2 separate regions of the Homo sapiens genome follow, and region 1 is linked to region 2. Evidence: chromatin loops called from intact Hi-C (ENCODE). Cell type or tissue: endothelial cell of umbilical vein. All regions are shown on one strand. Links, peaks and the distances in the headings refer to the core of each region. The heading gives the core; the rest is flanking DNA.

Region 1 (11,035 bases), core at 2,003-7,002, 130 kb before region 2:
TAATATCTGATCTTACTAGTAGTAACTTGCTATCTGAAAACGGCATCATTCTTTTGGATTTTTAGGGCAGTCATAAAAGAGAAATGACAAATTAGTTTTTTTTTCTGTGGAGACATGATGTAGCAGATGATGGGACTGTCTTACATAACTGGATCTTTTAGAACTATCGAAGATTAAGTAGTAAAATGGTATAAAAAGTTTCTTGACAATGTTATTTTCCCTTCCCTTCCCTTTTTCCGTCTCCCCACCCCAAGCTGGTTCCTATGTAGCTCTCACTGTTCAGGGACGCCCACCTGGGTCGCCCCAGATTCCACTTGCCGACTCTGAAGTAGAGCCGTCAGTCATTGGACATATGTCTCCCATCATGACATCTCCTCATTCACCTGGAGCATCTGGGAATATGGAGAGAATCACTAGTCCTGTGCTCATGGGGGTAAGAATGGGGAAATTTCTTAGTTAAATGCTCAGTCTTATAAGGATGTGTTTACTTTATATGGAGAGTTTTCAAGTATTCGGCTGATGAACTAATTAAATTTAAGATTTTAGAAAATGATTTACTAATATAAAAATTACATAATAGGAATGATTAGAATATTGTCATAGCAGATTTAATTTAACAAGTATTAGACACCTGCCATATGTAAAACAGTGTGCCACCCACAGAAATATAGTTAAGGTACTCTATGTTCAAGATTATAGTCATCTTAGAATGTGTACTTTTAGGAGGGCGGGGATTTTTGTTTATTTTGTTTACTGTTACGTTTCCAGTACCTGAAATATTGCTTAGCATGTAGAAGGTGCTTAACAAAGCTTTGTTGATTGAGATTAAGTCAAGAGTATACAAGTAACTATAATACAAGGCAGAATGTAGACATTATGAGGGCAAAAAAAATGCTAAGTTCTATGAGGATTCAAAGGAGGGAGAAAGCACATAGAAGAAGAACAATAAATAGAAGGAGCCAAAAAAGCATCAAATATTGTGGAGAAGTAGCTAGGATTTTTGGTTGGTTGGTGCCTGTTAAGGATGTGCATAGTGGGAGATGAACTTGAAAATAGTAGGTTGACTATATATTTTGAAAAGTCACATCTCCCAAGCTAATTTACATGTAACTAGATAAGCAGTAAGAATCCATTCAATGTTGTTTCTTTTTAAGCAAAAGAGTACATGATTATCCTAGGATTATAGGAAGACTAATTTGGTAAAATATTATAGGGTTGTGAAACAAGGAGGGATGATGGGTGATGAATTAGGGAGCTGTCTTCATATTTCAGGTAAGAGGTACTGGGAGTTTGAGCTATGCATGGGGATCGATAGTAAAGATCCAAATGAGGGAAAGTAAAAGATACTATTCTTATACTAAGACAACTTCATTTCTCCAATATCAATATTTAGTGTTCTCTTGAATCCAGTTTAGTAAAAATGAAATAGAAGGGCAGACATTTCCTTGTAGTTTCTTGTAAGTGTCATGTCTGAAAGCCTGTCCACATAACCCGGAAGTAAAAACCTAATAGGTATTGATAATTGGAGCCGAGGCAGAACTTTGTATGCCACATTTTCTCTATTTATTTTAGCTTCATTTTGTCTATACTGGTTGTTGTTTGTTTTTTATCTTTTTCTTTTCTAGGAGGAAAACAATGTGGTTCATAACCAGAAAGTAGAAATTCTGAGAAAAATGTTACAGAAAGAACAGGAACGGCTACAGGTATTAAATGAGAAGTAGGGCTGTTTACAGGCCAATAAAAATGTGAGTGGGCATGGTTGAGTTGGTGTTTATCAGTCACAATCAAGCAGCATTGTAACCAATGCCATTAGTTATATTATTGATTAAGAATGGACTATTTCTGTATCTTTTTTACATAAGTAATTAATTCTGAAAATATTTTTATAACTTTTCAGTTATTGCAGGAAGATTACAACCGAACACCTGCCCAAAGATTGCTAAAAGAGATCCAAGAGGCCAAGAAACACATTCCTCAGCTGCAAGAGCAGTTATCCAAAGCCACAGGCTCTGCTCAGGTAGCATCACTATTACAAGTGCTACCCAACTTTTTGCAGGAGAATTTTCTTCTGGGAATGTGTCAGAGAATGTTGCAGTTGCCTTTTTTAAAGTTATTTTTCTAGCGTAGGACAACAGGATGTCCTGTTAAGGATGTTACAGAAGTAATGATTAACAAAAATAAATGTGGGCGTCTGATTGTTTGCTTGCTCATGAGATCACATTTCTTTGTTCCATAATAATTTAAAAAAGAATTGAGTGCTTTTGCTTTGATGTGACAAACTACTAAAATGTATTTAGATATATATATATATTTATATTTTTTGTGGTTCATTCTGCCATCTTAAAACAGAATGGCAGTTGATATGTTTTTAAATAGGAATTTAAGAATTTACAACAACAGGCATTGAGCTAAATATATGGACAAGCATTTTCTTATTTAATCTGCATAACATCTCTGAGGTTACTTATGGTTGTTTTCCTCCAGTTTACATATATACTTAGAGAGAGTTAGAGAGATTAAATGACTTGTCTGAGGTCATATAGCTGCAAAGTAATAGAACTGGAATTCAAACCCAGTCTGAGGATTTAAAAGCACATTCATACTCTTAATGACTATATTTTTATTGTAATTTAAAAATAGATTTCAGTAGAATTTGCTGTATAGTTATAAGCTATAGAGATAATGGTCTCATAAGAAAAAAAAAGCTCAGCATTTATATGTTAACCAGACTTACATTCTGTAATATTCAGATTTGGGATATGTAAAGCACCTTGTACTTCATCTTAAAGCAAAGTAGATAAATTGCCTATACATTTAAAATAGGTAAAAGCTGTTTTTTTGTCACTGTTCCCGAGTTAAATCTGAAGGGAAGGCTGCATATTCGCAAAAGAATTCTTTGAGATCATCTAGCCTAATCTGCTTACTTTCTGATTTAAAAAAATTATGTTATAATTGAGAAACCTAGGGTCTAAACTGGTTAAATCACCTATACAAGGCCATACAGTATGTAAGGTCCCCTGACATCCTGGTTTAGTGTACTTTTCATTCCATTGTTTTTTTCATTACCTTCAGTCCCAGTAGCGATGTCACATTTTGAGTGTTACACCTCAGTAATGTTGACAGTTTTATGTTATTACTAGGCAAATATAATATTCTTACCCTGTTTGGACAGCAATCTAAATGCTTATAACCTGGCCAGGCGCAGTGGCTCACACCTGTAATCCCAGCACTTTGGGAGGCCGAGGCGGGCAGATCATCTGAGGTCGGGAGTTTGAGACCATCCTGGCCAACATGGTGAAACTCCGACTCTACTAAAAATAAAAAAATTAGACAAGCTTGGTGGTGCATGCCTGTAATCCCAGCTACTCGGGAGGCTGAGGCAGGAGAATGGCTTGAACCATGGAGGCGGAGGTTACAGTGAGCCGAGATCCTGCCACTACACTCCAGCCTGGGTGACAGAGCAAGACTCCATCTCAAATTAAATAAATAAATAAATGCTTATAACCTGATCTAAATGCTTATAATAATTTATGTTATAGTATTATGTCCTAGAATTGGCCATTGATTGACACTCTGAAGCATTGGAAGGTAGTTAACAAGAAACTATAGGGTAATAACCTTTATTAATGGGCAGACAATATAAATTATATAAATATAAATTACATAAATTAACAAACCATTTTATCTTTTTGCTATATTTAGAAGTTTGAACTTACATTCTTTTTACCAAAATATCACTTGCCCTGTCTTTAAGGTCATGACATTTTAGAATACCGGAATTAGTAGTTATTTATGGATTTTACTCGTAGAATTTTAAACATACTTGAGCATATCAGAATGTCCAACTTTTAGTAGTCTCCATGTAGATTGTAGTACCACTATTTCTTTATGCAGCAAGTAATGAAAGTTTTCTTTTATGTGTTTGTGTGCGCGTGTTTTTCTTTCATCTGTTTTAGGATGGAGCTGTAGTTACACCCTCCAGACCTTTAGGGGACACCCTAACAGTCAGTGAGGCAGAAACAGATCCTGGAGATGTACTGGGCAGGACTGACTGTAGCAGTGGAGATGCTTCTCGGCCCAGTAGTGACAATGCAGATGTAAGCTTTCAGTTTTCTAAATCTTTTTTCTTCTGTATTCTTCTTTACAGCCCCTTTCTAGATTTGATTTTAAGTGATGTGAATTAGAGGTGTCTTAGCACTTTTTACCATCCCCATTTTTAATGTACCAATTTGATAAACAGAAATCTGGTTACTGTTATATATAAGCTTTTAATTCCAGAGTTCACTTTTTCCCTTGAACACCCATTGCCAACTGTTTCTTTTACAGGGATGGAATTTCCCAGCAGGCATCTTGTTCGTGGGTAGAGAAGTTACTAATGCCAGTGCATTTTTACTGAACCGAGAGACCAACTGTTGATATCTTTAAGAGCATGTTAATATTCCATTTGTGGTCAGAGTGACTCAGTCTTGAATCATGGGGCACTTTGCCATTACCAAGAGGAAAAACCTCAGTCCTGTTAGATAGGCTTCAGTTAATAGCCCAGGTTTAGTGACAGCACTTTCTTGATTAACCCAGAAACTGCCAGATGAACATGACTATCTGTTAAGATGATAATAAAACATTTTAAGCTGAATATGATGTAACACCATAGACATATGAATACCTAAAAGCTAAGTTCAGTATTACTTACCCAGCAATACTTTGTAAATTGTATGCAGTGGTAGGAATAATGACTTAAATGTAGATCACCCTCTTTAAAAGTGATGAGGGAAGAAGTCTGAACGAATGTTTTGTAATTGTGGGTCATGAAATCAATTTTGTGGGTTGTATTTCTTTTTTAAAAAAAGAATAGGAAATACAGTGCTTTGCATATAGAAGAGGTGTCACTTCTTGGGACTTTTGTTACATATACACACATCTACTATTTAACAATGTGAAGTTTCTCTCTTATTGAAGGTTGTTGTTGGGGGATTGTTTTGTTTTGTTGTTTTTTAAAAAGGAAGCCGTGGTCTAAGCCATCATTCAGGCTATCTCTTGAGGCTTAGGCCCAATGACCCAGTTCCTCATGCAAAAAACAAACTGAGGATTTGTGGGTTTTTTGTTTTGTTTTGTTTTGTTTTTTAAGGTAGTGATAGGAGTCTTGTGATTGGGTTAGCTAAAGGTTTTAATGGAAAATTTCAATTTGGGCTCAAGGAAAAAATGGTAGTCACTAATATTTGTTGGGTATATGTCCCATACACGGTGATAAGGTTTTATGTTCCTTAGTTAATTCTCAAAACAGCCTTATGAAGTAGTACTGTTGTTACTGTAACTTTACAAAAGAAAAAATTGAGGCCAAAGGGAGTTAACTAACTTTCCAAACTTATTCAGGCAATAGGTGATCTACTTCCACCTAGCTCCAAAATACCAGTAATCGAAATATAAACAAAAGCACTGAGGTTTGAAAATGCGTAACATTTTGAGAGAGCAGTGAGAATTTTAGGGCAACCTGGCATATTAGGGTTATAGATGGAATGGCTAGAGATTATCTTAGAAGCCAAATCATGAATCCAGGTTATAAAGGGCTTCAACTTGTTCTAGCAGTACATACCGCTTTTGGGAATGCTTTTCGTACTCTTCTTTTTGTTTTAGTAATGCGTCTCCTCGCTGTTTTCATGGCTTGTCCCTACCATGAGATGGGAAGTTCCTTGAGAGCAGAGGGACTGTCTTGTCTGACTTTATGTTTCCAAAGTGTAGCAAATTGTAGGCATTCAGAGCAAATGATACGAATGAGAAATTTGAATTTTATCTTGTATTTAGAGGAATGTTACAATAAAACATGTGACTTAGAAATATAACCTTATAAAAGAGTGAATTGTTGGCTGGGCGCCGTGGATCACGCCTGTAATCCCAGCACTTTGGGAGGCCAAGGCAGGCCAGTCACAAGGTCAGGAGTTCAAAACCAGCCTGGCCAACATAGTGAAACCCCGTCTCTACTAAAAATACAAAAAAAAATTAACTGGGTGTGGTGGCACACGCCTGTAATCTCAGCTACTGCAGAGTCTGAGGCAGGAGAACTGCTTGAACCAGGGAGGCGGAGGTTGCAGTGAGCCAAGATCGCGCCATTGCACTCCAGCATGGGTGACAGAGCAAGACTCCATCTCAGGGGTGGGTAAAAAAAAAAGAGTGAATTGTTTAGTATAGAAATAGGCATTCCAATCAATTAAGACTGTTTGACATGTAATTGATACTTAGTATTTGAATACATGAAATCAATGAATAAAGTGGGCTTTATCTTGCATGCAGAAGAGAGACACCATCAGAAACATATCTGTGGAAAATGATTTGGTGTAAAGAGGGAGATCTGTAAGAAAAGAAGACTGCTTGGCTTAATAGGAACTTTAACAAATGTGTGCTGAATGGATAATAGTTAGCATTTATTCAGTACCTACTTTGTGCCAGAGGTTGTACCCAATGCTTTACAGATACTCTTTTTTAACACTCATAATAATCTTAAAAAAGCAGTATCACCATTTCATAGATGAGGAAACTGAGGCCAAATAAATAAATGAATATTGTGGAAATCCGAGTGAGAAATGATAAAGTCCAAGCTAGGCTATCTTCTGAACACAGAACACACAGGTTTAATTTCTACAAGTGTCTGAGGCTAAAGATGTGTTGCTTTTAGCTTATGGATTTCCATGTTTGTTTCAATTTTAAGTATGGAGGACCCGGTCTGCTTTTGTTGTTGTTTTAACAGTACTTTGAGTCGCGGTTTTACATTTTATCTTTTGAATCAGTGCTTTTAACTTTTTTCATTGTCTTCTCATTTTTATAAAATAATTTCCTGGTGGTGTTTGTGAAAGTTCCCTGCTTTTGCTTACCTTGGAGAAGGCTTTAAAGAATGCCCTGATACCCAGTTCTCACAAGAGAAGCAACTTGGTAACAAATCATCATCTGAAATTCAGAGCATCTATCATTTTGATTTTCAGTTTGTGAGTGATATTTTTGAAAAATTATTTATTTTGGAAAATTGTTAAACATATTCAAAAGTAAAGACTAACATAATCCTCCTCATGTCCCTGAGAACCTAGTCTCAGCAGTTTTGTTTGTACCCCCTATTCCTCACATCCTCCAAACACCAGATTAAAGTAAATCCAAGGCATTCGTTTATTAATATGTCTCTCTCTAAGAGATAAGAAGTTTTTAAAATATAGCTATAATATTCTTATTAAATCCTAAGAATTAATATTTTCTCAATACACAATTTTATTACCTTGTTTTATAATGATCTTTTTACAGTTTATTTGATTCAGGATCCAGTCAAGGCTTTCATATTGCCATTGGTTAATAAGTCATTTTAAGTCTTTATAATTTATAATAGTTTCCTTCTTTTTTTTCCTTGGCCATTTGTTGTTGTGGTTGTTGTTAAAGAAATTGAGTCAGATGTTCAGTAAAACAATCCATTTTCTAATTATATTTTCATGGTGTCGTATGACATGTTCCTTTATCTAAATTTTCTTAAAACTCCTAGTTAAATCTACAAGTCTTGATCACATTAGGTTTGATAGTTGTTATTTGGAATAATTCATAGATGATACTATGTACATCTCATTATATCACATGAGGATGTGAATGGCTGTCTTACTGTGGTTGTAAGCTTAAGGTGTTTAGGTGATATCAACATGATTTCCTTCATTATAACGTCCCCTGTCAAGCTTTTTTTTTTTTTTTTTTTTGAGATGGAGTCTCGCTCTGTTGCCCAGGCTGGAGTGCAGTGACGCAATCTCAGCTCACTGCAACCTCCGCCTCCCGGGTTCGTGCCATTCTCCTGCCTCAGCCTTCCGAGTAGCTGGGACTACAGGTGTCTGCTACCATGCCCGGCTAATTTTTTTTGTATTTTTAATAGAGACAGGGTTTCACCGTGTTAGCCAGGATGGTCTCGATCTCCTGACCTCGTGATCCACCCGCCTCAGCCTCCCAAAGTGCTGGGATTACAGGTGTGATCCACCACTCCCGGCCCCCAAGCTTTTGTGAAATGTTTTCACATGCCATTTATGATCAAAATGCCTAGATCCATTGTTTAATTCAGAGTTTCAAAAGGATATTATTATAATTTTGTCAGTATTTCTGTATTTATTACATGGAGTTATGTTACAAAAAATGATTTCCCTTACTAGCTAATAGGTTACCCTAAAATACAGCTTATACAGAAAATGTAGGGTAAATACTTCTCTTGATTCTTTTCAGAAGAGTTTTTTCAGGAGAGATGATACTCTTACAAACTCCAAAGGTGACAAGTGGGAAGGGTATATGTGTGTAATATTTTGAACTCATAGATTTCAGTATGAGTTACTCTTTTCTTTTGTTGGTGGGAGCCCCCTCAAATTTTCTCCTGTGTTCTTTTGACATGCCCCTCCAATATCTTTGATAGCTTTCTTGCTTTTTGTGACAGAATTATTCTAATCTTTTATATATCTTGTCCAAGACCTGAAAGTCATTCATTTCTCCAAGGTGGGGCATACATTTGAAAGTGCTGTTTTCTCTTGGTAACAGAAATATCTGTGATACCACCAAGATATCTTGCTATATGCATAGGTAAAATGTATCTTCCCTATTGGCACTCGTTAGGTCTCTGGTTCCTCATTTTCATTGCTCTAAAGAATGTCTCCCGTTGCTTTGGGGTGTTCCTCATCTCCACAAAGTGAGTTTCTGTGTCTCATATAGTTCATATTTTATACAGAAGTTCTCAGTATTTGTGGACAGCATCTGTGGATTCAGCCAACCATTTATCAAAATATTCAGGGATAGAAATGCATCTGTACTGAATATGCACAGACTTTTTTCCTAGTCATTATCCCCTAGACAATACAGTATAACAACTATTTATACAGCATTTATGCTGTATTAGGTATTATAAGTAATCTAGAGATGATTTAAAATATATAGAAGATTTGCGTATGCAAATACTATACCATTTTATATCAGGGACTTGAGCATCCATTCCCCCACAAACACTGAAGAACAACTGTATTAGGTATTATACAATACCATATAAATGTATTAAAATCCACCTTTCACATGAAGCGAGTAACAGAATAGTAGAAGCTTAATTGTACTCATAAGTAGGGCAAAATGCTTTTAGCTTGGATAGAAAGGATAGTTTGAGAAGGTAAGGATTAAGGAAGATAAGAGAGTTTGATTTTGACATAATGAGTTTGAGGTATGCAGTATATCTAATTATTTGGTAGAAAAGTAACCTCCAGGCCTGGAGATTAGGTAAAATTGTTTTGTTGATTCTGTATTGTTTATCAATATAAAATTGAAAAGGTGAGAGAATAAGTGACTTGCCAAAGTAAGGAAAAAGTAGCAGAACCAAGCATTTTACGAAAGATATTTAGTAGTTGTAAATACAAATATGAAATTCAGAACAATTTTTTTTTCACACTTTTTTCCCTCATCTCCTTTTGGTGTGCCTATTGAAATGAACTGAAGATCTTGTTTTTTTCATTAGAGTCCCAAGAGTGGCCCAAAAGAGAGAATTTATCTAGAGGAAAACCCAGAGAAAAGTGAAACAATTCAGGACACTGTGAGTATGAAATCCATGCAATGATAGTGCTGTCTTTGGCTTTCCTTATACTTAAAGTATGGTATAGACACATCTGATGTTTACATATTTTATTTTTTATTTTTTGGAAAAAAAATTAAAATTTATTAAAGAAACTTAATAAAGATTTGAATAAGTCAAGAGATATTCCATGGTTTGTAAGTATTCTTAGGTTCCTTCATATTTGTCGTGGTGGTAACATAAAATGTACTAGTTTAACCATTTTTAAGTGTATAGTGGCATTAAGTATATTCACATTGTTGTGCGACCATCACTGCCAACCATCTTCTCCAACTGCAATTTGGTACCCGGTAAACACTAAGTCTACATTTCCCCCTTCCCCCTAGCCCCTGGCAGCCACCATTCTACTTTCTGTCTCTATGAATTTGACTACTTTAGATACTCATGTAAAAAGAATGATACAATGTTTATCCGTTCATGACTGGCTTCTCTCACTTAGCATATGTCTTCAGCTTTCATCCGTGTTGTAGCATGTGTCAGAATTTCCGTCCTTTTTGAGACCAAATAATATTCCATGACATGTATATACACCACATTTTGTTTATCTGTCCGTTTGTCAGTGGGTACTTAGATTGCTTCCACTTTTTGCTATTGTGAATATGCTGCCTTGCCTTCAGTTTTTGTGGGTGTTCATCAAGAAGAAGAATTGTTTGATCTTACGTATTCTTAATTGCATGCTTTTAAGCACTCTGATTTTATCTTCTAATTACATTTATTTACAGTTTTGTAGTAAAAGATACAACAGCATTTTGTCATCTTTTTATTGTTAGCAACATAAGGACTATTGAAAAATCAGAGACATCAAATCAGTTATAAAATCAAAATTGTCTGACTACTGCTCGAAACTAATTTATGTTGTTTCACCTAATTTCTTTTTTTTAATTTTTTAATTTTTCCTTTTTTTAAAGAGGGAGTTTCGCCATGTTGGCCAGGCTGTTCTCAAACTCCTGACCTCAGGTGATCCACCCGCCTCAGCCTCCCAAAGTGCTGGGATTATAGGCATGAGCCACAGTGCCCGGCCAGTTTCACCTGATTTTTTTTTGGAATATTAAAGCCTTGAGGTTAAAGAAAATAATAAGAGTTGTTAAAAGGCAGAATTGTGTTTAGGAGACTCAATATGTAGTGTTGCAACACTAGGAGGAAAAACTACAGGTACATATTATTCACTCAGTTTAAAACTTGCGGATCTGTTTATACAACTTCAGCTATAGCCACTATAACTGCTGTGCAAATGACTCTCAAATCATAGGCCTACCCTTCTTTGCTGAACTCCATCCAGATCTTGCAATGTTAAACTGCTGTTAGATTTAAGCCAAACTCATTTTTTTCCTATTTCTTCCAAAATTTTTATTCCCCAATCCTATATGGTCTTTAATTTTAGTACTTATGGTCTTCAGACATCCTGTATGTATGTATGTATTTATGTAT
Region 2 (11,035 bases), core at 2,317-7,316:
CTGCGGGTCATCAGCCCGGCTGACTTGGAAATCCAGAAGGTTTTGATGGAGCGCTTCTCCCTCATGTTCTAGAAGATATTTCTGCATCAAGGCGCCTGCTACTGGGCTTTGAGCTTTCCTCTCCCTTCTCTCCTTCATGCTTTCGCCTCTCTTCCTGCACGCTCACCAGCAAGGCCTCTGCCTGGGAGGAAGCAACATGGCGCTGGTGACAGGCAGCACTCTAGGTCCCTTCTGCTGCTGGAGAGCCACGTGGGGACTAGGGGGGCCTACTCGGGGACTCCCCAGAGTTCCCTGCAGGCATACCCCCGCTCCAGCAATGGCAAAAGCCATGAGAGGGTCTCATATATAGAAAGGGTGTCCCAGGCCACACCTTCGGGGGCAGCCCATGTATGCCTAGGGGTCGGGAAACAGCAAAGAGAAGGCGATGTGGGTAAGGCCTCTTTACTACCACACGATTCTGTCTTCCAGAAGAACCTGGCCACCCCCACATCTCCTCCCTCTCCTCCAAACCCCAAGATGACCCAGAGGCTCAAAGCCACCTTCAGTCTTAGCTGTTTCTTTTTCCTGCCTTCTCCTCCAGTCATATATCTGGATCTGACTGCTGCACGCTACACAGCTGATGATGGGAGTGTGACTTGGTCAAAAGTTCTTTGTGGCCCACTTGAAAAGGGTGCCAAATAAGGCAAAGAATATCCAGGAGGGTATGGCCAAGGTGGTGAAGAGCCCCAGAAGGATGTCGTGTTCTTCCTCTTATCATTCATTAGCTCAGCAATTAGGAAGCAGTTGTTAGAATGTGCCAGATGGGCTGACACTGAGGGCGTACACACAATAAGGGGAGGGAGAATCTGCTCACCATGGGCCAGGCACTGTGCTAAGTCCTTTAAACCCATTGATTCACCTAAGCCCAACAGCCTTAAGATATTACCTTTATCCATTTTAATAAGGAAACTGTGATTCAGAGAAATTAAGTGACATGGCAGATGGAAGAGCTAAGAATCAAACTGACATTTCACTAACTCCAAAGCCGAGACTTTTAATCATTTTCCAATAAGGCAATGATTGTGAAATAATGACGTGTGAAAAAGTCAACAGGGACCCCGGCCTTGGCCCTAAGAAGCTCACAGTCTAGTGAAGGAGCAGGTAAGTGTATTTGGGAGGCTAACTTAGTCTCAGATGGATGGCAGGGAGCTGGGGAGGGCTTCCTGGAGGAGGTGATGCCTGAGCTGAGCCTAGAAGGATGTAAAGGAACCAACCAGAGGAAGAAGGGGAGTTAGGGTATTGTGAGGCTGGTGGGGGCTGGGGAAGAGCTTGCACACACAGAAGTAAGTGAGGATTTGTGTTTGGGTCATGGCAAGCAGGCTGGAGCCAGGGTACAAGGGGAGAGAAGAAGCTGGAGACGTGACAGTGATCAGTTCATGGGGGGCCTTGTATACCAGGCTAAGGGTGCCAGGAAATGGCTGGGGAGATTTACACAAAAGGGAACAGGTTGAGATCCTCTGGTGGTGGTAGGGCAGTGCTAGTGAGAAATGTGTGCAGCTTGGACTAATTTGAGAGACTTTCTAGAAGGTAGAACCCACAGGACTTAGTGATGATTGGGCATGGGGGGTATCGTGTGGAAAAGGGAGGAGCCAGGTCAGGGGATCAGAATGGGCAGCCAGCCCTCTTCTGCAGGGTCCAGCTGCCTGGTGGCAGTGGGGGACCCTATTTTGGCCTTCTGCGGAAGCATGACGTCCAGTGGGCTGTGGATGTATGTGACTGCCGAGATGTCAGTCATGCAGGCTGGCACCCAGCTTGCCCAGCTTCCAGAACGGGGATGGTGAAGTGTGTCTTTCCACTTCACTGTCTCCCTGGGTAAAACCCGGGAATCAGCTCCCTTCTTTTGTCAGTTGCAGAGGAAGTGGGCTCTTTCTCTATTAGACATACTCGCAGTGTCTAGTATCAGCCTCTTTGTCCATGTGGGATAGGGATTGCTTGGCCGGTAAGCACTGTGTTTGGGTGTACATCTCCTAGGATACTAGCATGTGGCCACTTGGAAGGCGGCTGCCTAGCAGCCCTCAGCCTAGCTTCAGGAGAGGAACTATGGGATCCAGCTTCTCTGGGCTCCAGAGAACAACTTCTGGGGCCTGGAAGAACCCTGTGCCCAGTGACAAGCTTGTAAAAAGAGAGAAACAATCCCTATATTTTTGGTCCCTGGGAAGGAAGTAGGGTGGACAGCAGCCTTAACTTTCTGGAGCAAAATGTGAACTTTTGAGAGCTGAAGACCAAAAGCGGGTTCAGCTTTTGAACTCGTTTTTTTTAAACCAACCTAGGCCAAAGGCTGGGAGAAGGCAGCAGCAGCCAGCCCTGTGTTACAGGTGGGATAGATGGGTGCTTTGCTCACGGTCCAGCTGGTCTCCCCGCAGCTGCTAGACCCCAGGAACTTCTGGAGCTCCCGTCCTTGGAGCCTCCTCTCAGGAAGTTAGATGTGGCACTCAGGGTTAGTTGGCTCTGAATTCCCCTCCACCCTTCCCCAGGTCATTCAGAAGCCTACCTCCTGAGCTACCCAGGGCTCTGGAATCTCCACCTGCTGTTTCACTGCTGTTTGCACCAGTTCTGGCGCCTCCCACACCTGGGGTCGGTTGTGCCTCCACGCCCGCTCTGAGCACAGTCACCGTCTGGGCCCCCTCTCCAGTGACACTCCAGGCCTAAACATTATTTTCCCATCGCGGAGGAGGTGTTCCCGGTGTGTCTCATGAATTTAACACAAGCTGCCGGAGAGCCTTTGAAAGGTTAGGGGGTGGGTAGGGAGGCAGTTTATGTAGTGGGGAAGTTGGGGTGGGGGAGGCAATGTCCCGGAGGAGTGGCTGGTGGCCTGAGGAAGGGCCCGGGCGCGCAGGCGGCGGCTAGCGCTGGAGCCCCAGCCAGCTCCCTCTCCCCACGTGCGCGCTAGGCCTTGGTTACTCTGGCAACTCGCCCCGCTCAGACGGCACCAGGCAGCTGAATCCAGCCCCTTGTTACGGGGGAAAATGCTCTCATTGAAGCGCCGGAGCGCAGCTTCTGCCTTTTATTGCAAGCGGCGCCACCGGATTCCATTTGTAAACTTATTAGTGTGCGCTCGCGGGGAGGGGGCTCGGGAATCCGGGCCCGGGCAACCGGCGCCGCATGCTAATCAGGGGGCGCCCGCCCCCGCTTTGCCCGTGGCCCTCCTTTCCCGATTCCCCGACGTTTCGGGAGGAGTGGGGTCGGAGCGCAGGGCTGGGAAGGGTCTTAGGACCCAGGAAGGAGACGGGTGCCTCCCAGAGAGGACCCCATCCCCTCCGAGGTCCGGGCGGCTCCCGGCCTCTCCCTGGGGTGCCGTAGCCCCCCTCGACCCGCCTTCCCGCAGCCGCAGTCGTTCGGGCCTGGAGGTGGCCGGGCATCGGTGCCGACGCCGCGAGGGCAGCGCCCGCGGCGGGAATACTAATGCACCCTAAAGGGCACGGCCGCCGCCGCAGCAGGTAATTAGCTGGACCGCGGCGGAGCGCGCGGAGGTGGCTGCTGGCTGCAAGGACTGCGCCCAGCCTCCGCCTCGCCCCTCGAGGCTCCCGCGTGGGCCGGCGGGCAGTGCGTGGGCCACAGGAAGCGGGCTGACTGGACCCGGCTCAGGACTTCGCACAAGGGCAGCTCTTTGTTTACAGCTCCTCTCCCAGCTCCCCGCTTTCCTTTCGCCCACCGCCTCCCTTTTCCGGCGATCGGCTCCGCCGGCTGCGGGGGGGTGGGGGGGGTGGGGTGTCCTGTGTAGCCGCCCACCTCCTGTCCCGGCCTCGTGCTCCCGCTGGGGACTGTTTGCGGTGAGTCTGTCGCACGCACGTCAGGGCCGAGGCAGTGATGCGGGGCAGCGTGGGAGGACGGGCTGCGGAGCCCGCGTCATCCTGCCTGTGGGGAGCGCTGTGCCTGCTCTCCTGCCAGCGCGCCCAGCTGTCCCGGCCGCCGCCACGCGGGACTGCCTGCCATGTCGCCACCGGCTGCTGACCTCATTAGGCCTCATGTCATGGAGGAGCCGGCGATTAAAGGACTCTAAGAACCAGAGCTAAGTGGCTGCAAAGATACTGACAGCCTCCCTAGAAGCCCACTTTCCAGTGAGCTGCTGCATCCTCTCCTCCTTTAATTAGCAGGAATGCGCTGGACAAGTTGTTACAACTGCAGGGAAAACGATAAAAGATGGCTTTGTATTAGTGTGGCAAATTTTATTAAACCGGGAGAAAGGGTAACTGAAACATGACAGCCGTGTGTGTAGTGCCTCCTGAATTTGTAATAACCCAATCTTGTTCTGAATCATCCCTGTGTTGGCTAAAGGAATATAAAGCGTTTTACAGATCCAATATTGTACGAGGTACAACAGAACACAGCCGAGTGAGGAAGGACGACAGGTAGGAGAAGGGGGCCTCCAGCGCCCGGCAGCGCTCACGGTTAATGAGACCGGAGTAGAAATACAGGGTCTGGCTGCAGGCTTTGCCTCACTAATTACTCCTGCCCCCTGGCTCTTTTCTACATCTCAGTCTTTCCACTTATAATTCAGAGGTAATACCTGGCCACATGAGAAAACTTAACTAATAGCACGTTAGTTGCCAGGGAATGGACAAAACCATCTTTTCCTATAGAGAGTGAAAAGCAAGACAGGAAATCTAGGAGAAAGAGTTGAGACACACGTGGTTATTCTGGGCTTGGGGTGTGACTTTGGTATTAGGCTGGAAGGATGATGCTATGTTTCCTACCCCTTGAGCCGTGTTGAAAGTAGGCGTCATTGTCTCTAGGATAAAAATCTGAGCCAGGCCCACAGAGGTTAAGTTTTATATCCAAGATACAGTAAATGGCAGCCTGGATTTGTGCTTTGCACTTTAAAGCCTGTTCTTTGCCTATTACCCTAGGCCTCAGATTTTATTTGACAAATGAAAAGGCAAAAAATTCTTCATTTGTAGAGGCCGTTTAGTGAACAGTTGTAGCTCTATGAGCTGTAAGGGATTTCCAGAGATCTTCTGATCTAGGCAAGATATTCTTTATTCTGCTTTTCAGAGGAAGTAACTGGAGTCCAGAGACGTTAGGCACCCTGTCCAGGGTCATCCAGCCAGGAAGTGACTGAGAAAGGAGGCCAGACTTCAAATTCCTTCTGACTGAGTAAGGTCTCAGGTGTCAGATAAGCCCATGCTGGTGTTAAAATAGACTATTTAAGGTGATTGCCAGCTAATCTACGGACGAAGTTGGGCCAGCCTACGATGTGGTTTGGACCCTCCAGATTTGGAATAAAGAAGGTGCTGAGCATATGTGGCACATACTGTTCCAACAACTTGTAAACCCTTTTTTGTCTTGAGGTTCAGTTTTCTGAGTGGGTAGTACAATAAAGTGGTTTCATTACTGGTGAGCAATTAATGGGTTGACATCAACTAAGAGGGAGAGTCTAGGGACATATCACAAGATTTTTTTTCTTGTTTATACCCTCAGTTTTTTTTTTTTTTTTGAGACGGCGTCTCACTCTGTTGCCAGGCTGGAGTGCAGTGGTGCGATCTTGGCTCACTGCAAGCTCCACCTCCCGGGTTCAAGTGATTCCCTTGCCCCAGCCTCCCGAGTAGCTGGGACTACAGGCGCGTGCCATCACACCGGCTAATTTTTGTTTTTTGTATTTTAGTGGAGATGGGGTCTCACCATGTTGGCCAGGATGGTCTTGATGTCCTGACCTCGTGTTCCGCCCACCTCGGCCTCCTAATTTTTTTTTTTTTTTTTTTTTTTTTTGAGACAAGGTCTTGTTGTGTTGGCCTAGCTGGAGTGTAGTTGCTATTCATAGGTGTGGTTGTGCTGCGCTGCTGCCTTGAACTCCTGGGCTCAAGTGATTCTCCTGCCTCAGTCTCCTCAGTAGCTGGGACCCCAGGCCATGCCATCACATCCAGCTTGTTTTTTGATGTTATTTTTTTAGAGATGCGATCTTGCTCTGTTGTTCCCTAGGCTAGAGTGCAGTGGTGCGATCATGGCTCACTGCAGCCTTGACCTTACAGGCTCAAGCGATCCTCCCACCTCAGCCTCCCAAATAGCTGGGAATGCAGGGGTGTGCCACTACGCCCAGCTAATTTTAATTTTTTGGTAGAAATGGGATCTCTCTGTATTGCCCAGGTTGGTCTTGAACTCCTAGGCTCAAGCAATCCTCCCACCTCGGCCTCCCAAAGTGCTGGGATTACAGGTGTGAGGCATCTCCCCAGCCTTGATGTTTATGATGTGTTAAATAATGGAATTAAGACCCAGAGCTCTCAGCAGGATAAGAAAGGGATTAGAAAGGGGATTTCGTGTTAGTTAGCAGAGCAAAGGGTTTGGTACAGACACATGGACATGTGACTGAAGGCCTTGTGTGCTGGGACTCCAGAGGGAGACCACAGAGAGTGGCCAGCACTTGCTGAGCAGGGGAAGAGAGTGATGATATCCATGAAAGAGACATCCCTGGCTACACTGGGAAGCCCACATTCCCTTCTCAGACACTTGTGGCTGGCCCTAGGTAGTGAGTGGGTATGGGATGTCAACAGGAGGTATGTCTTATGTGACAGTGTTGGGCTTTTTAAAAGTCTTATGTTCTATTCCCCTTCTCCAAGGCAGGTACAGACCAAAAACATCCCATAAAGATAGTTGTCTAGCATAAAATCTACAGTAGGCCAGGCATGGTGGCTCATGCCTATAATCCCAACACTTTGGGAGGCCGAGGCAGGAGGATCACTTGAGTCTAAGAGTTCAAGACCTGCCTGGGAAACAGGAAGACCCTGCCTCTACAAAAAATAAAATAATTAGCTGGGCATGGTGGTGCCTGCCTAAAATCCCAGCTACTTGGGAGGTTGAGGCGGGAGGATTGCTTGAGCCCTGGAGTTTAAGGATGCTGTAAGCTATTATTGCACCACTGTACTCCAGCCTGGGTGACAGAACAAGTCCTTGCCTCAAAAACAAACAAACAAACAAACAAAACAAACAACTCTCCAGCAAAGACTCACAACCTCTTAAGGGGATGCAGTCAAATGTTGCCTTATAATAAGACAGTTTCTCCTGGTATCCTGCCTGAGTTGAGTTCTTACTGCTTCCATTTTCTTCTGTTCTGTCCTCAGTGGAGATGGAGATGTACACCACCTTCTTTCCAGGCATTCTTTTCTTTTCTTTTCTTTTTTTTTTTGAGACAGAGTCTTGCTCTGTTGCCCAGGCTGGAGTGCAGTGGCATAATCTTGGCCCACTGCAGCCTCTGCCTCCCAGGTCCAAGTGATTCCCCTGCTTCAGCCTCCCAGGTAGCTGGGACCATAAGTGCACACCACCATGCCTGGCTAATTTTTGTATTTTTAGTAGAGACAGGGTTTCACCATGTCAGCCAGGCTGGTCTTGAACTCCTGGCCTCAAGTGATCCACCTACCTCGGCCCCCCAAAGTGCTGGGATTACAGGTGTAAGTCACCATGCCAGGCCTCCAGTTACTCTTTGGAGATGTGAAGGCTGACATTTAAGTCTCACCTCTCCTCTTGTGCAATCCTTCTTGCCAAAGATGGAGTTAGACCCTCAGAGAGGTTTGCTCCCCACCCAGCAGTAATTAACGTGTCCCTTTTCCCAGCATGGAGAGGAAATGAGCAAAGCCCTTCTGTTAAAAAAAGAAGACAAAAATATGTAATACAACCCCAGGCTCCAGTTTGGGTTTGCAAAGTGGAAAACAAAACAGAACCATTTTTCAGGTACTTTTATGTTAAGCCTCTCTAATGTGCCCCAAAATATTTTTCAAGTGATTCATCTACAATCCAATAAGAACAACGGCTGTTGCCATTTGGATGAAAGGAGCTGAGGAGCATTAGTGAGCGATTTGATTTTATGAAGGGGAAGTGGCACAGGTGCTTAGAGCCATTTGCTTGAGGCACCAAGGTCTATGCCCGGGGCATCTGCAGCTCCAGGCGGGGCAACTGGCAGTGCTACAAGCTGGATAATAGACCTACCAGGCACGCCCCGCCCCATGGTTAATATGGGAAAGGGCTACTTGCAATGGAGGCTTTGAACTTGGGTGCATTGGTCCCCACCACTCAAGGATCTCTTTATGGTCTGCTAATTTAGAAAATTACTATGACCAATGATGATAATACTAATAATTCACATTCATAAGGGACTTTCTAGTTTATAAAGCTGCCTTCCATCCATTATCTGACTTGATCCTGATAACCACTCTTGGACTGGAACAGATACTATCATCCCCATTTTACAGGTCAGAAAACTAAGGCTTCAAGATGTTTACTGCTTTGTCCAAAATTAAGAAGCTCCCCTTCTCTCATGCCCCCATTTCTATATATGGGTATTCCCTTGTGAATGTCAGGGATTTTTTTGTTGTTGTTGAATTATAATTTGAGAGAGGGAAGAGTAGCTTCCCTAAAGAGTAGTGATGCGTAGAGTGACTTTGGGGAGAAGGGTAGGGTCATTAGCCAGGGAACAGGAGTGGCAAGAGGGACTCCACAGTGGCAGAGGAGAAATTCTGGACTCTGCTCTTGCAAATACAGACTTGGAGGAGGCTGGGTGTAGGGAACAGTGGTAGCCCCTATGTGGTGGGTGGGGAGCTAGGTAGGGTAAACTGGGAACCTGAGGGAGGGTCTAATCTCCCATACTCCCAAAGACCACATCTGCTAGATGTGTATGCCTCTTGTTCCTTTCCCATTTGTATTTCCAGGCTGTTAGAAAGTCTTATTTAATCATTCTAGTCTCATTAGTTGTGCTTTTTGGGATTAAGGCCAGGACCCATTTCCATAGCAAAGGAGTTACATAGAACTCTCCATAGCAGAGTTACATGAAAATGGTGTTGGCTGCTCCGGGAGCCCCTCCTGTTGGTGGCAACAATAAAGAGTGAGAGACCGCCAGGGCGAGATGAAGCTTAGGCGACAGGGATCAAGGTCGAAAAGGCTGCAGCTTGTCTCGTGGGGAACCTCGCTCTACTGCCAACCACAGAGGATCAGGGGTTGGGGATTTTAAAAAGCTATTGTGATAATTACTCATAGTTTATAAGTCAAATCATATTTTAAAAGGCTTATAACAATATTCAGTATTTCTCTGTCCCACCCTTCCTGTCCCTCAACCTCCCTTTTTTGAAATAATGGCTTTCAACTGTTTAGCTGCTTTTTTCTGAGATTTCCACATCTCTATAGTTCTAAATATGTGTGCATTGCTATATTTTAATGTATCGATTGCATACATTATCAGTTGACTTTCTGCTTTTGCTTTTTAAGAGGGTGGCTCACTCTGTCACCCAGGCTGGAGTGCAGTGGCATCATCGCGGTTCACTGTAGCCTCAACCTCCTGGGCTCAAGGGATCATCACCCCACCTCAGCCTCCCGAGTAGCTGGGACTACAGGTGCACCATCACACCTGGCTATTTTTTTGTTATTACTTGTAGAGACAGGTCTTGCTGTGTTGCCCAGGCTGGTCTCGAACTGCTGGGTTCAAGTGATCCTACCACCTTGGCCTGCCAAAGTGCTAGGATTACAGGTGTGAATAATGCCCAGCCAATTTTCTGTTTATGGTAATGAGGATTTAGTCTCTTATACTACCATCCCATCTGACACCTTCCCCTCATATGTGGTATTTAAACTTTAGTTAAATGAATAGTCAGAATTTACATTATATCTGTGTGAATATTATTTACAACTATTGTGAAACAGTTGTTTCCTTACCTCTCATTTTGTTCTGAAGTTGGTAACTGCCTTGTTTTATCATTTGCTTAGTTTTCTTTGTCCTTACCAATAGCCTCTCAGAATGATTTTCCACAAGGTCACTCTCTCCAGGTGATCAGTCAGCCCCTGTGTCTTGGAGCCTTCACTCCTGGACACTTCTGTTCTTATGTCTGGACTGCTTGCCTTGTAGGCCTGGTGCCCGGCTGTTTTCCTGGGACTTCCCTTGGCCCCCTCCTCCCTAGACTCCTTTTGCCTTTCCCTGATTTACATTCCCTATTTCTGAGACCTTGCATCTTCTTCTTTCTTGGTTTACTCCATTGTTTTGATGGAGCGTGCTCTCCAGGAGTTTTCTCAGATTGAAAAGCTGTGCAGCAGCTGAGGACATGGTGACGACTGTCCTCTGCATGCCGCTGCACACCCTGCACTCTGGCTGGTTGCCTTCCACACCTGTGCACAGCAGTCTCTTTTCCCCTGGGCTGGATCTCCCGTTTTCTGTAGCTTACATGTTCCTTTTGCTTAGGTTAGTCCCTCATCTTGCTGGAAGATTTTGATTTTTTAGGAAAGCTGATTGGTGGCAGGACCCTCCTGCATGCTGCACTAGTAAGTGGCAGAATTGTGACTCAAACCCAGGTCTGCTGGTTTACATCAGGTGTTCCTCCTCCCCCAAGCTATGATTCTAACTCCTCCTCCTGTGGGGGCCCAGGAGCCACACCCTCCCCTGGCTCTCACCACCCCTCATCCACCTGGCCTGGCCCACCCCCCTCATCTCTCCTCTTCTTCCTCTCTTGCCAGCCCCCATTGTGGATGTCTGTCTTTCTGACACCCTGCACCTTTGCCTAGACTATGTCTAGGGCCTGGGTTGCCAGGACAGAAGCCCCAGGTCTGTGAGGTGACCTGGGTTCTTTAAACTTTCCTGGGTGAACGACCTACTTGGTGGTGGGGAACATGTTGGGGAACATGAGGAGTGAGGCCATTACTGTGGCACAGCCCTGCTCATGGTCCTTTGATTGGCAGGAAGTCACCGGAGGCATCCTGTCTATGTCAGCTGGAGCTGCTATAACAGATCATTCTACCATAGACTGAGTGGCTTAAACAACACATATTTCTCACCATTCTGGAGGCAGGGAAATCCACGATCAAGATGCCGGCGGATCCAGGGTCTGAAGAAGGCCCCCTTCCTGGATTGCAGATGGCCATCTTCCTGTTGTCTTCTCACATGGCGGAGAGCAGAGAGAGCAAGAGCAAGTTCTGTGTCTCTTTGAGAGGCACGAGTCTCCTTCTTGAGGGCTCCACCCTCCTGATCTAGTCACATCCCAAAGCCTCCATCCCTTAATACTTCGTCACCTTGGGGGGTAAGACGTTCAAC

What was found. Hi-C counts contacts between places; a loop is a spot of excess contacts. Peaks named below come from ENCODE experiments on the same cell type or tissue, not always from the same donor. Only the 100,000 strongest peaks of a DNase experiment are listed, where the experiment ranks them.
Region 1: it touches region 2 in a loop (22-fold over the local background); 1 of 110 quality-filtered maps calls a loop at or near these places.

What each region holds. Positions count from the first base shown.
Region 1 is chr11:120,427,815-120,438,849 of GRCh38, forward strand. It overlaps ARHGEF12 (Rho guanine nucleotide exchange factor 12), which reads left to right. Exons shown (of 41, transcript NM_015313.3): 8 at 255-433; 9 at 1,626-1,703; 10 at 1,898-2,017; 11 at 3,957-4,097; 12 at 9,494-9,568. Among named protein-coding and RNA genes, the nearest start is that of GRIK4, 78 kb to the right of the region's middle. RefSeq lists enhancers at 7,192-7,336, 8,164-8,308 and cis regulatory regions at 7,264, 8,236. In endothelial cell of umbilical vein, for the core only: no CTCF peak of the experiment used is centred there; a DNase peak (open chromatin) is centred at 4,457; H3K27ac peaks cover 1,281 bases.
Region 2 is chr11:120,561,250-120,572,284 of GRCh38, forward strand. All of the region lies in intron 1 of GRIK4 (glutamate ionotropic receptor kainate type subunit 4), which reads left to right. Among named protein-coding and RNA genes, the nearest start is that of GRIK4, 55 kb to the left of the region's middle. RefSeq lists enhancers at 3,299-3,879, 3,880-4,459 and a silencer at 3,479-3,748. In endothelial cell of umbilical vein, for the core only: no CTCF peak of the experiment used is centred there; DNase peaks (open chromatin) are centred at 3,982 and 5,092; H3K4me3 peaks cover 1,020 bases; H3K27ac peaks cover 2,489 bases.